2 separate regions of the Homo sapiens genome follow, and region 1 is linked to region 2. Evidence: read pairs that join two places in POLR2A ChIA-PET (ENCODE). Cell type or tissue: MCF 10A. All regions are shown on one strand. Links, peaks and the distances in the headings refer to the core of each region. The heading gives the core; the rest is flanking DNA.

Evidence for each region. Peaks named below come from ENCODE experiments on the same cell type or tissue, not always from the same donor. Only the 100,000 strongest peaks of a DNase experiment are listed, where the experiment ranks them.
Region 1: POLR2A ChIA-PET joins it to region 2 with 7 read pairs; 2 of 35 experiments call an interaction of 5 or more read pairs at or near these places.

The regions. Positions count from the first base shown.
Region 1 is chr12:16,351,104-16,356,442 of GRCh38, forward strand. It overlaps MGST1 (microsomal glutathione S-transferase 1), which reads left to right. Exons shown (of 4, transcript NM_020300.5): 2 at 3,128-3,275. The coding sequence starts at 3,150. Among named protein-coding and RNA genes, the nearest start is that of MGST1, 6.1 kb to the left of the region's middle. In MCF 10A, for the core only: no CTCF peak of the experiment used is centred there; a DNase peak (open chromatin) is centred at 2,748.
Region 2 is chr12:16,235,845-16,241,231 of GRCh38, forward strand. SLC15A5 (solute carrier family 15 member 5) reads right to left here. Exons shown (of 9, transcript NM_001170798.1): 5 at 3,837-4,023. It overlaps LOC101928362 (a long non-coding RNA gene), which reads left to right. Exons shown (of 11, transcript XR_001749028.1): 4 at 645-720. Among named protein-coding and RNA genes, the nearest start is that of SLC15A5, 39 kb to the right of the region's middle. In MCF 10A, for the core only: no CTCF peak of the experiment used is centred there; a DNase peak (open chromatin) is centred at 3,017.

The DNA.
Region 1 (5,339 bases), core at 340-5,339, 120 kb after region 2:
TAGAGGCCTATAGAGAATGTTTTAGTTTTAAAATTATTGTTAAGTAGCAACTTTCTATTTGATAAACTTACCTTAATTTTAAAAAACTTCACACGCTTGCTGTATTTCTTCACATCTTTGTACAGAGGCCTGGGACTTAGGGATCCTTTCTTAAGCTAATTACTTTACCTACACTCTGAAGGATAGTGCAGTTTATTCATGACTTTCACCCCTTCAATACTAGAACAAGCAGACACATTAAATGTTACCAAAAATATTATATTGCACTGAGAGCTAATCTAACATACTGTGCTTTCAAGACTAGAGACTTATGGAGGTTGATTAATTTGCTATCTAGGGGATTTTTTAAAAACCTTGCGCATGTAGTTTCTGTTTGCCTAAATCCAAGCTGTATATTTTTAGCCTAAGAAAACAAAAATAGGGGGGCCAGGCATGGTGGCTCATGCCTGTAATCCTAGCAGTTTGGGAGGCTGAGGCGGGTGGATCACCTGAGGTCAGGAGTTTAAGACCAGCCTGACAAATATGGTGAAACCCCGTCTTTACTAAAAATACAAAAATTAGCCAGGTGTGGTGGCGGGCACCTGTAATCCCAGCTACTCGGGAGGCTGAGGCAGGAGAATGGCTTGAACCCAGGAGGCAGAGGTTGCAGTGAGCCAAGATTGCACCACTGCACTGCAGCCTGGGCGACAGAGTGAGACTCCATCTCAAAAAAAGAAAAGAAAAGGAAACAAAAATAGGGGTTACTTAGGTAGCTTTGATTTCTTTATCTGCAAAATGGGAATTTTAATACCTCACCACATAACTGGAAAAAGAAAGAAGATGACAGATATAAGGGGTGCCTACTTGTGCCAGCCACAGAGTAGGCATTCACTTAATGTCAATTGAATTAGAATTAAGCAGAATTAAAGAGTTGAGAGCAGAATTAATCAAGCCTCTTGAAAGAGAGAGTATAGTGTAGTAACCGTATGGGGTGTTCGTGTCCCAGCTTGGCAGCTTAACAACTCTAATTCCCTTTTTCTTCTTTTGTGAAATGGGTATAGTTATGACAATTGTAATAGATTAACAAAGGTGATGAAAGTAGTGTACATAATGTACATAGTATAGTTGAACACATAGCAAGCTCTAATAAAGCTAAGTATATATGTATGTGGTTTTTAATCACATTCACCAGCAACACAAAGATGGCTATATGACCAATAAAGATACATATAAATGTATAGATTACTGGTAAGATGGATAGAAAGATTGCAGCTGATAGGTGTCAGGCTAATAAGGACACAATGCAGGGGTTGAGCTTTAAAGGCAGGAATGAACATCATCTAGAAGAGACAGTACTACATGCCAAGCAGGATAAATAGCCTCTAAGCTTGGGTCTGAGAAAAGTTGTGTGTGTTCTGTGGAAGAGAGAGAAGTAGATAGCAGGGCTGATAAAAGAACAAGAGGAGGTTACAAAGAATAATGGCAGAGGACTGGAAATGTACATTTTAAGCTTTACCCTAAGTTCCTACCTGTTTTGACTTCAGTATCACCAGTGTGTCTTGGCCTTCCTCTTCAGCACATTCCCAATTATACTTCCAATTCCAGACACAGATAACTACATTCCTCTACTCAACGGCTTTTAGTTGAATGTAACTTTGGAATGTGAAATGACTCAAGGATCATGTAAAGCTAATTCTCCTTCCCTATTACACCCATGAAAGTACCATATATGGTAATTCCTTACCTTGCATTTGCAAGCCTGTTTTTTGATGTTTCCATTATCCTGCTTCTCCTTCTTTACCTGTCTTCGAATTGATGATGATGGTGATCATGATGACAATTGTGATAAGGATATTATAAATTTATTGAGGGTTTTTCTTGGGCCAGTCCATATTTTATCTCCATTACATTAGACAATAACCCATTAAGTTAGAAGCTATTACTATTTCAATTTTTTTTTTTGGAGGGGGAGACAGAGTCTCACTCTGTCACCCAGGCTAGAGTGCAGTGGTGCCATCTTGGCTCACTGCAAGCTCTGCCTCCTGGGTTCATGCTATTCTCCTGCTTCAGCCTCCCAAGCAGCCGGGACTACAGGCGCCTGCCACCACACCCGGCTAATTTTTTGTATTTTTAGTAGAGACGGGGTTTCACTGTGTCAGCCAGGATGGACTTGATCTCTCGACCTCGTGATCCACCCGCCTCGGCCTCCCAAAGTGCTGGGACTACAGGCGTGAGCCACCACACCAGGCCTACTGTTTCGATTTTAAGAATGAAGAAATTTAGTCTCAGAGACTGAATCCCTCAAGCAAGGTTAACAGCTAAATCGTGGGACTGGAATTCAAGTCCTAAAGCCTACAGTTTTGAATACTACTGAAATGACAAGTTGTAAGTTGGGTCTCCAAAGCAGGATACATAAGAACTGAGGCCTTCCTAAGTTCAGTGCTGCTGCTAGGTACATAGCTTGATGTTTCCAAAGAGATCAGTCTATGACCTCTGGTCTTTTGCTTTCAACCTACTTATAGTTAATCTCAGTGCTAGTATGTGATGTTAGTCTATGTTTAGGGCATTTTTGCTATTTATTTTTGCTTATACTGCACCCTTTTTTTTCAAGTAGTACTTGCTTGATGTCTTCAAGCTAAATAATATAGAACTAGATAAAATATAATATTGCATACTTTTTTTTTTTTTTTTTTTTGAGATAGAGTCTCTCTCTGTCGCCCAGGCTACAGTGCAGTGGCGCAATCTTGGCTCATTGCAACCTCCGCCTCCCGGATTTAAGCAATTCTCCTGCCTCAGTCTCACGAGTAGCTGGGATTGCAGGCACACGCCACTGCGTCTGGCTAATTTTTGTATTTTTAGTAGAGATGGGGTTTCACCATGTTGGGCTGGCTGGTCTCAAACTCCCGATCTCAAGTGATCCACCAGCCTCGGCCTCCCAAAGTGCTGGGATTAACAGGTATAAGCCACTGCGTTCAGCCCCTATTTACTTTGACATTTTAAAAACTAAACAATCATTTCTTCTGCAAATAGTCCAAGATATTTTTAAGAACAGTATAATTAATGCTGCAATATAAGAACATCAAATGATCTTCCAGTTATTTTGGGTATTTATGTCTGCTTTTTCCCATTTTATTTAAATCTTTTTAAGATTCCAGACCAAAATTGAAAAAATGGTTGACCTCACCCAGGTAATGGATGATGAAGTATTCATGGCTTTTGCATCCTATGCAACAATTATTCTTTCAAAAATGATGCTTATGAGTACTGCAACTGCATTCTATAGATTGACAAGAAAGGTAAGAAATTTGGAGGTAATATTTTCTTACTTTTAAGAGTTGGAATTCTGGAGAGCAGTTTTCTTAATTTTCTTTTTTTATTTTTGGTAAAGCCCAATAGCACACTGTTTTATGCTGTAAGTGAAGTATGCCATCGTTTGGCACAGATGGATCTGATGTATTTATGGAACAGTTGCTTTCTCCTAGAAACTAGTAAATGGTTTTTTCATTATGGCTTTTACCTTTTTATCATTCTGCTAAGCAGATGAGATATTCTGGAATATCAAAGTTTTCACGGAAACTTTCTTTCATTTTGGAATTAATTTTGCCAATGAGGGTTTAGAAAACAATCATTTTCTAGACAGTTAACTGGTATTTTCAGCTCTAGTGCAGGTCAAGGGTATGATTTTGGTTAAAAAAAAATAGAAAAAAAAAGAAGAAAGAAAAAGAAGAAAAAGGCTGAGAATTAAAGTCTTACTTTCAAAGTGAGCCTCATATATGAGCCTTTTGAATTTTGTGTACTTCTGACTTTTTAAGTGGATACTATTTCTACCCAGCATTATAAGAATGACTTTTTTTTTTTTAAGTGCAGATGTGGGGAGGGTGGTAGACAGATTCTGAAGCACATATTATGTATTCAAGCAGGGTTTATACGTGCTTGAAGCGCGTAGAGCGAGGTTCCCTTTACAAAATTAAAATATTTTCACGGGGGTAGTCCCTGTGCTCATTCAGCAACTTCTTCCTGGAGACCATCTGTTTCTCTCTTAGGACCTGTCCTGAGTTTTGTCCTCTAGAGCCTTGATTTTATCTATAGGTCACAGTCTTCCCTAAGGTGTTTCCTTGTTACTTTTTTTTTTTTTTTTTTTTGTGAGATGGAGTCTCACTCTGTTGCCCAGGCTGGAGTGCAGTGGCAGGATCTCGGCTCACTGCAACCTCTGCCTCCTGGGTTCAAGTGCTTCTCATGCCTCAGCGTCCCAAGTAGCTGAGATTATAGGCACGCACCACCAGGCCCAGTTGATTTTTGTGTTTTTAGTAGAGATGGGGTTTTGCCATGTTGGCCAGGCTGGTCTCAAACTCCTGACCTCAGGTGATCCACCCACCTTGGCCTCCCAAAGTGCTGGGATTACAGGCGTGGGCCTGGCCTACTATTTTGAGGTATAATGGAAGGATGTTTGCATTTTAATGGAGGGAACACCTCTCATGCACTGATGTGTTGCAGCATCAGGGCAACAAAGTGGCTGTCTGCTTCCAGGTCCACACTGACTTCTAGACACAGAATGTCACCAAGGAAATGTACCCTGTCTTAAAAGAAAAGATGAAGGGAATTCAAATTTGGAGAGTGCCGGGAGCCACACGCTTTTTATGTGTGCTTGGTCATGCAGTCATTTTACACACTTGTTAGCATTGTCAGGTGAAATGAGGATTCATCTTTCCATTTTATATAGAGGGGGCAGTTAGAGGTTAAGTAGCTGTCTGAGTCCCTTTGGGCTGCTCTTACAAAATGCCATAGACTGGGTGGCTTAAGCAACAAACATTTGTCTCACAGTTCTGGAGTCTGGTAAGTCTAAAATCAAGATGCCAGCAGATCTGGTGTTCAGTGAGGGCCCAGTTCCTGACTTGCAGATGGCCATCTTCTCATTGTATCCTCACATTGGCAGAGCACAGAGAGAGAGAGAGAGAAGGAAGCAAACTCTCTCCTTTCTCTTCTTATAAAGACTTTAATCTCATTCATGAGGACTCCACTCTCTTCACCTAATTACCTCCCAAAGGCCTCATATCCCAGATACTATCACATCGAAGATTAGGCTTTAACATACAAGTTTTAGGGGGCCACAAACATTCAGTCCTTAGCAATAGCTTATCCAAGGTTACATACAAATAAAGAGTGAAACTGAGATTCAAACTGAAATTGCATTAAACCCAATCTAATGCCCTTTCCATTGTAATACATTTATTTCTTTATTCAACATATATTTATTGTACATCTAGTGTGTGCCAGGCACTTATTTAGGGGAGCACTACGATGAACAAGACAGACAGGCCTGACCTTAGGAACTTTATCTGGAATATTTATTCCAGATAAAG
Region 2 (5,387 bases), core at 153-5,152:
AAAAAGAACTTTATACAACTGCAAGTTATTAGAACTAGTTGAGGTTACTGGTTATGTATACAGGGACCTACACTGACTGTGACTATATCATAAAAGACTTTTAGCTGGAACTTGAATTTTCATGTTTTTATTTTAAAGAAAAAAGGTATTGCAGTTATGTGAATATATTTCATCTACATTTAAATTTAAATGTTATTTAAAAGCCAAGATAATTGCTACCTACTGTGTTGTACACTTCTGCTTTGTGTAAGCCTTAATAACAATCTTAATTAGGCTGATTTTGGTCAGATTAATACTTGTGTGTGTCAGCACTAACTACTGAATGCTCCATACTGCAGGATTTTAATTAATGCTAAGGAAAGGAAATACTCATAGTGTAAACATTTGTGAACTAAAAAAAATATAAAATGAAGTAAACCCAATTATGATAGAAGATAAATTACAATAATATCATTAGTTCTGGATTTGTAGTGAATTAAGGTTGACTTAACCAGATAAATCCACACAAGTGTAATATTAAGAAAATGCAGCCCTTGATAAAACACTCTGAGCCTATGAAGTCTTTGCCTTTCACAGTCTTGGAAGACTTAGAGGTTTTTCTTTTTAATAGTTGGAGACCCTGACATATTTCTTGACCTCCATAGGTGATGAACTCAGGAATGTTGCATCTTGAATCAGAAACACCTTTGTTATTGCATTGTTTATGAGCTAGATAAAAAAGTAAGTTGATTTTTTCTTTATAAATTTCTAGTTTGACCAGCTGGGTAAGATTTCCCCATCTCTCACTCTTGGTCTGGGCTGTGATTTTGCATGTAAAACATTAGGCATTGTCATTGACTTTACCATCTGCCTCCTTAAACATGACAGTCCCTGGAAGGAGAATACGAATACCTGGATGTGGAAGGGCATGTGACAGTATAAGGAGTAACTGCCCATTGTGATGACAAAAGGAGTTTTTCAGGTATTTCATGGCACTAACTGGAAATATCAATAAGGATGCCAAGCTAACATCAATACATTAACTTCTATAATCTAACAGCTACGTTTAGCCGCTAAGCAGAATAGTAATAGTAATAATGATAAAGTTATGCCCTTAAAATTAGAAAACCTGTTCAAATGACACTATCTTTGTGACCCTGATCTATTAAATGATGGTTTATCATGAGATTAAATGTAATATGTGTATGAAGGTTCCTAAATTCAAATTAGGAACTCACAAATATATGTTCATTCATAATTCATATACCTATATACTTCACCCACATTTTCAGGCACTTGAGTTCAAAGTGAAAGGTAACTTTAATATTAGACTAATTCAGTTATGTAAATTAGTATCAAAAAGTACCCCAGGTTGGTACTTTTATGTCCTGATAAAACTTGTTAATCTTTCATAATCATAACCAGAATATGGAAAACTTAAGCAAATATCTAGTTTAAAAGACGCATATCATCGCACTTTTATATTCCCATAGCAAAACGTTATGCAAATAAACGTACAAGTATGCAAATCAATGAATGAATGGAGTGGGGTTCAGAAACAACTGAAATCAGTATTCTGTACCCAGTGGAACGTAGCTTAGTTTCTTTTGAAGTGAGTCTAGTTTTTCCTTTTTCCTGTGCAATAGGTCTTGTTACCAATCTTGAAGGGGAATATTTAATTCATTAACAACATCAAACAATATACTAAATAACTCTGTCTAACTTTTCTAAATCCAGAAAAAAAGTACTCTTCTTTAGGAAGAGATGTGATTTCAAATATGCAGGAGTAGAGAATTGTCCAAAAGAAAGTTGCTTAACTTTAAAGTTAATTTAAGATTTCTTATTCTCAGGAAGAATTTATTTTAGCCATGTTGTATAGAATATTTTTCTAGGGTACCCAAAATTTTAAAATTTGTGGTAATTAAGCATGATTTGGAAGCTCAGATTGGGGTGTTTCATGACACTGTACAAAACTGCTGAGATTTTTGGCATTTCACAATATGATTTTACTCCTATTTTGTCCTGCATGCATTATGTTTCAATCATGGACTTGCTGAAGGTATATACAAACCATGTCTTACTTTTCCTTTTTTATCTTTATTTTACTGCTAATCCTGGACATTCACCAAATATGTGCTGGCTTTTGGATTTCTACATTGGCAGACAGAAAAGCACTTTTTAAGTCTTAAGGATTATCAAAACCTAAAGATTTATAGTTTGCTAAAGCCTATTACAATAAATAAAGATGGGGTTACTGGCTTAAGAAATACATCTCAAAAGGTTATATACTAAAGTCCTCCTCTATAATTGAAGATGATAAAATAAACTAAGGTGAGTTTAGTCACTTTTAGTTCTAACCAAAAATAAACCCACTCCATGATGTGATCTTGAGTGATCTGGTAGATAAAGAACAGGAAACACACACAATGAAATGTAACTTCTGTAAACAGAGAAGCAACAAAAAATACCTGTGACTAGAAGATTCCGCCATAGTCTCCTAAGTCTCTTAATAAGAACAGGTTGGCCGGGCGTGGTGGCTCACACCTGTCATCCCAGCACTTTGGGAGGCCGAGGCGGGCGGATCACGAGGTCAGGAGATTGAGACCATCCTGGCTTACACAGTGAAACCCCGTCTCTACTAAAAATGCAAAAAAAAATTAGCCAGGCGTGGTGGTGGGCACTTGTAGTCCCAGCTACTCGGGAGGCTGAGGCAGGAGAATGGCGTGAACCCGGGAGGAAGAGGTTGTAGTGAGCCGAGATAGCGCCACTGCACTCCAGCCTGGGCGACAGAGCGAGACTCCGTCTCAAAAAAAAAAAAAAAAAATAAGAACAGGTTAACCGAGAGAAGAGAATCTTCTATATGCCTGACCTTGACTATTTCAATAGAATTGTTTCTCAAGTAGAGGATAAGACATTAGGTTACCATTGCATGATATTACTTAAGAATTTCAAACTTCCTTTGCTTTCTGTTTATGCTCACCAAACAATTAAATGTGTCCCCTGCACATAATGACTCATAATAATAGCTAACATTTATAGAGCTTTTGCTATGTGTCTGGACTACGTTCTGGGCACTGATGTCATCCTGAGTGATTTCAAAAGTTTTAGAGAACAAAATGATCCAAAATTTATCTAGGGTATGTCCCTCAATGAAAAAAATAAGCAAACTAAAACAAGGAAGTTTCAGTGGCTTTTTCAAAGTCACCAGGAGCAGTTCAATGTCAGAGTTCTCTGATTCTTAGATTGAAACTTGTTTTACTGTACCCCCACTGTTCTCTTGTTCCCTGATGGTGTCGAAGGAAGACAGGCAGAGGAGAATATGATCAGAATGGACTTCCATCCTTCTCTCCCATTTCAATCAGATAAATTTCATTTTATGTCCTATTGATTATGTTCTGAGAATGATATCCTAAATTGCACTATTTGATAAAGTACTGTATTGAAGCTGTAACTTACAATACTAATCCTTAATCAATTTTGTTACCGATTCAGAAATTAAAATGATCTTTTGGAATTAATTAACTGTTTATTTTTAAGAACCTATTTGACATAGACTTAAGGGGTAAGGACTGCCTGACTTTAAGGATAGGTCATTTGGTAGTGCTGGAAATTTCACCATCTCTTTATATCAGGTGTGTCTTCTGAGGAGACATAAACATAAAAGGATAGGAAGAAGATGGGACACATGTCTGGCTAGAGATTTCGGAAGATGGGTGTTATCAGTCACAAATTCACCTGTTTTCCATATTATCAAAATCTGACACTACTCAGGAGCATATAGCTAGTTCGGATCTTAGCAGAATGTTGTTTTAAAAAAGTTTCAAACGATTCGCATGAAATGGTTAAATTGTACTTACTGATGCATGTTGACAGAAATGATCCAACTCTCTTAGAGGGAAACAGGCAGGTGCTGAAATACTCCAGAAAAGGAGCCAGAATTAGTAATGGTAGGCTGCTGATGGCATTCATTACTGCAATCGGCAGAAGAAATCCATCCAAATTCAGGTTGGAATTCATAGTTTGCAGATAATATCCTGAAGGAATCTGTATTCGAGAGGGAAACATCCATGCATTAAGACAGGGGTTTAACTTTGAAGAAAGCATCGTCCACCAGAGGCCTACCCTCTTGCACGTACTCTGTGATGGATGAGCTGGATGTTGCCTAGTTTTTCAAGTTCCCAGTTATGAGCTGATAAAGGGTCTTCATCTGTGGTGGTAGGAGCTCTGTCTAGTCTATTGACAATAGTACTCATTACTCATGAAATACTCTATCATCATTTAGTCTCTCTTAATTTTTCTATGAAAAGTAATGATGGCCCCAATTTTGTGCTTAAGATGACACATAAAAAGCCAAATAACTTAAATTCTGTAGATAAGCAAAATGACTTTTCTTCATGAACACTAATATAAAACCAGTAAAAAATACTAAAGACGTCTGTTTTTACCCTGATGAAAAAAATGAGGCTAGAATAGATTCTTTAAAAAGCATCTAGTTTGGTGGCAATATAGAAACGACTTTTTCCTAAGAAGAGGGGCCCAATGTGGACACGTGTTAATTGCTGTAGGCTGTCTTTGAGGGGGCTATTTAGAGAGGCTTTGTTTCCAATGTGAACTAAGTAACAGGGGGAGGAAAAAAAAACCTTGTGTCTTTGCCCTCCCTTCAAACTAATTACGTGATGCTAGAATTCCATAAAGGAAACAACATGAAAAAGGTTTGCATGATAAAGTGAAAGATACAATTTTTTTAAAAAAAAACCCTGTGCTCCACCCCAAATCCTCAATGTATTGTTAGAATTTCTTCATTTTAAAAATAACCCCAATGCTAACTAAAACTCTAACACTGATTTGGAGCCTCTTAGTGTATTCCAATCCTCTTGGCAACCGAGTGTGATATCAGAACCAAGGGATGATGTCACATGAAAGAGGTGTCTCTTCACTTTTCTAGTACATGAGCTTTGTTACAGCTTCATCAGCTTCATCATGATCTTTTTTATTTTTATTTTTTTTGAGACAGAGTCTCGCTCTGTCACCCAGGCTGGAGTGCAGTGGTGTGATCTCGGCTCACGGCAAGCTCCACCTCCCAGGTTCACGCCATTCTCCTGCCTCAGCCTTCCGAGTAGCTGAGACTACAGGCGCCCGCCACCACGCCTGGCTAATTTTTCTGTATTTTTAGTAGAGATGAGGTTTCACCGTGTTAGTCAGGATGGTCTCGATCTCCTGACCTCGTGATCTGCCTGCCTCAGCCTCTCAAAGTGCTGGGATTACAGGTGTGAGCCACCGTGCCCGGCCCATCATGATCTTTAGTAGCGCATAGTATTTCTTTAATTCCCAGTGGTACACAAAGCTATTGAGTGTCATAGACAGAAAGTCAACCAAGTCTTCTTGAGGAATGGATCCTCCAAACTCGT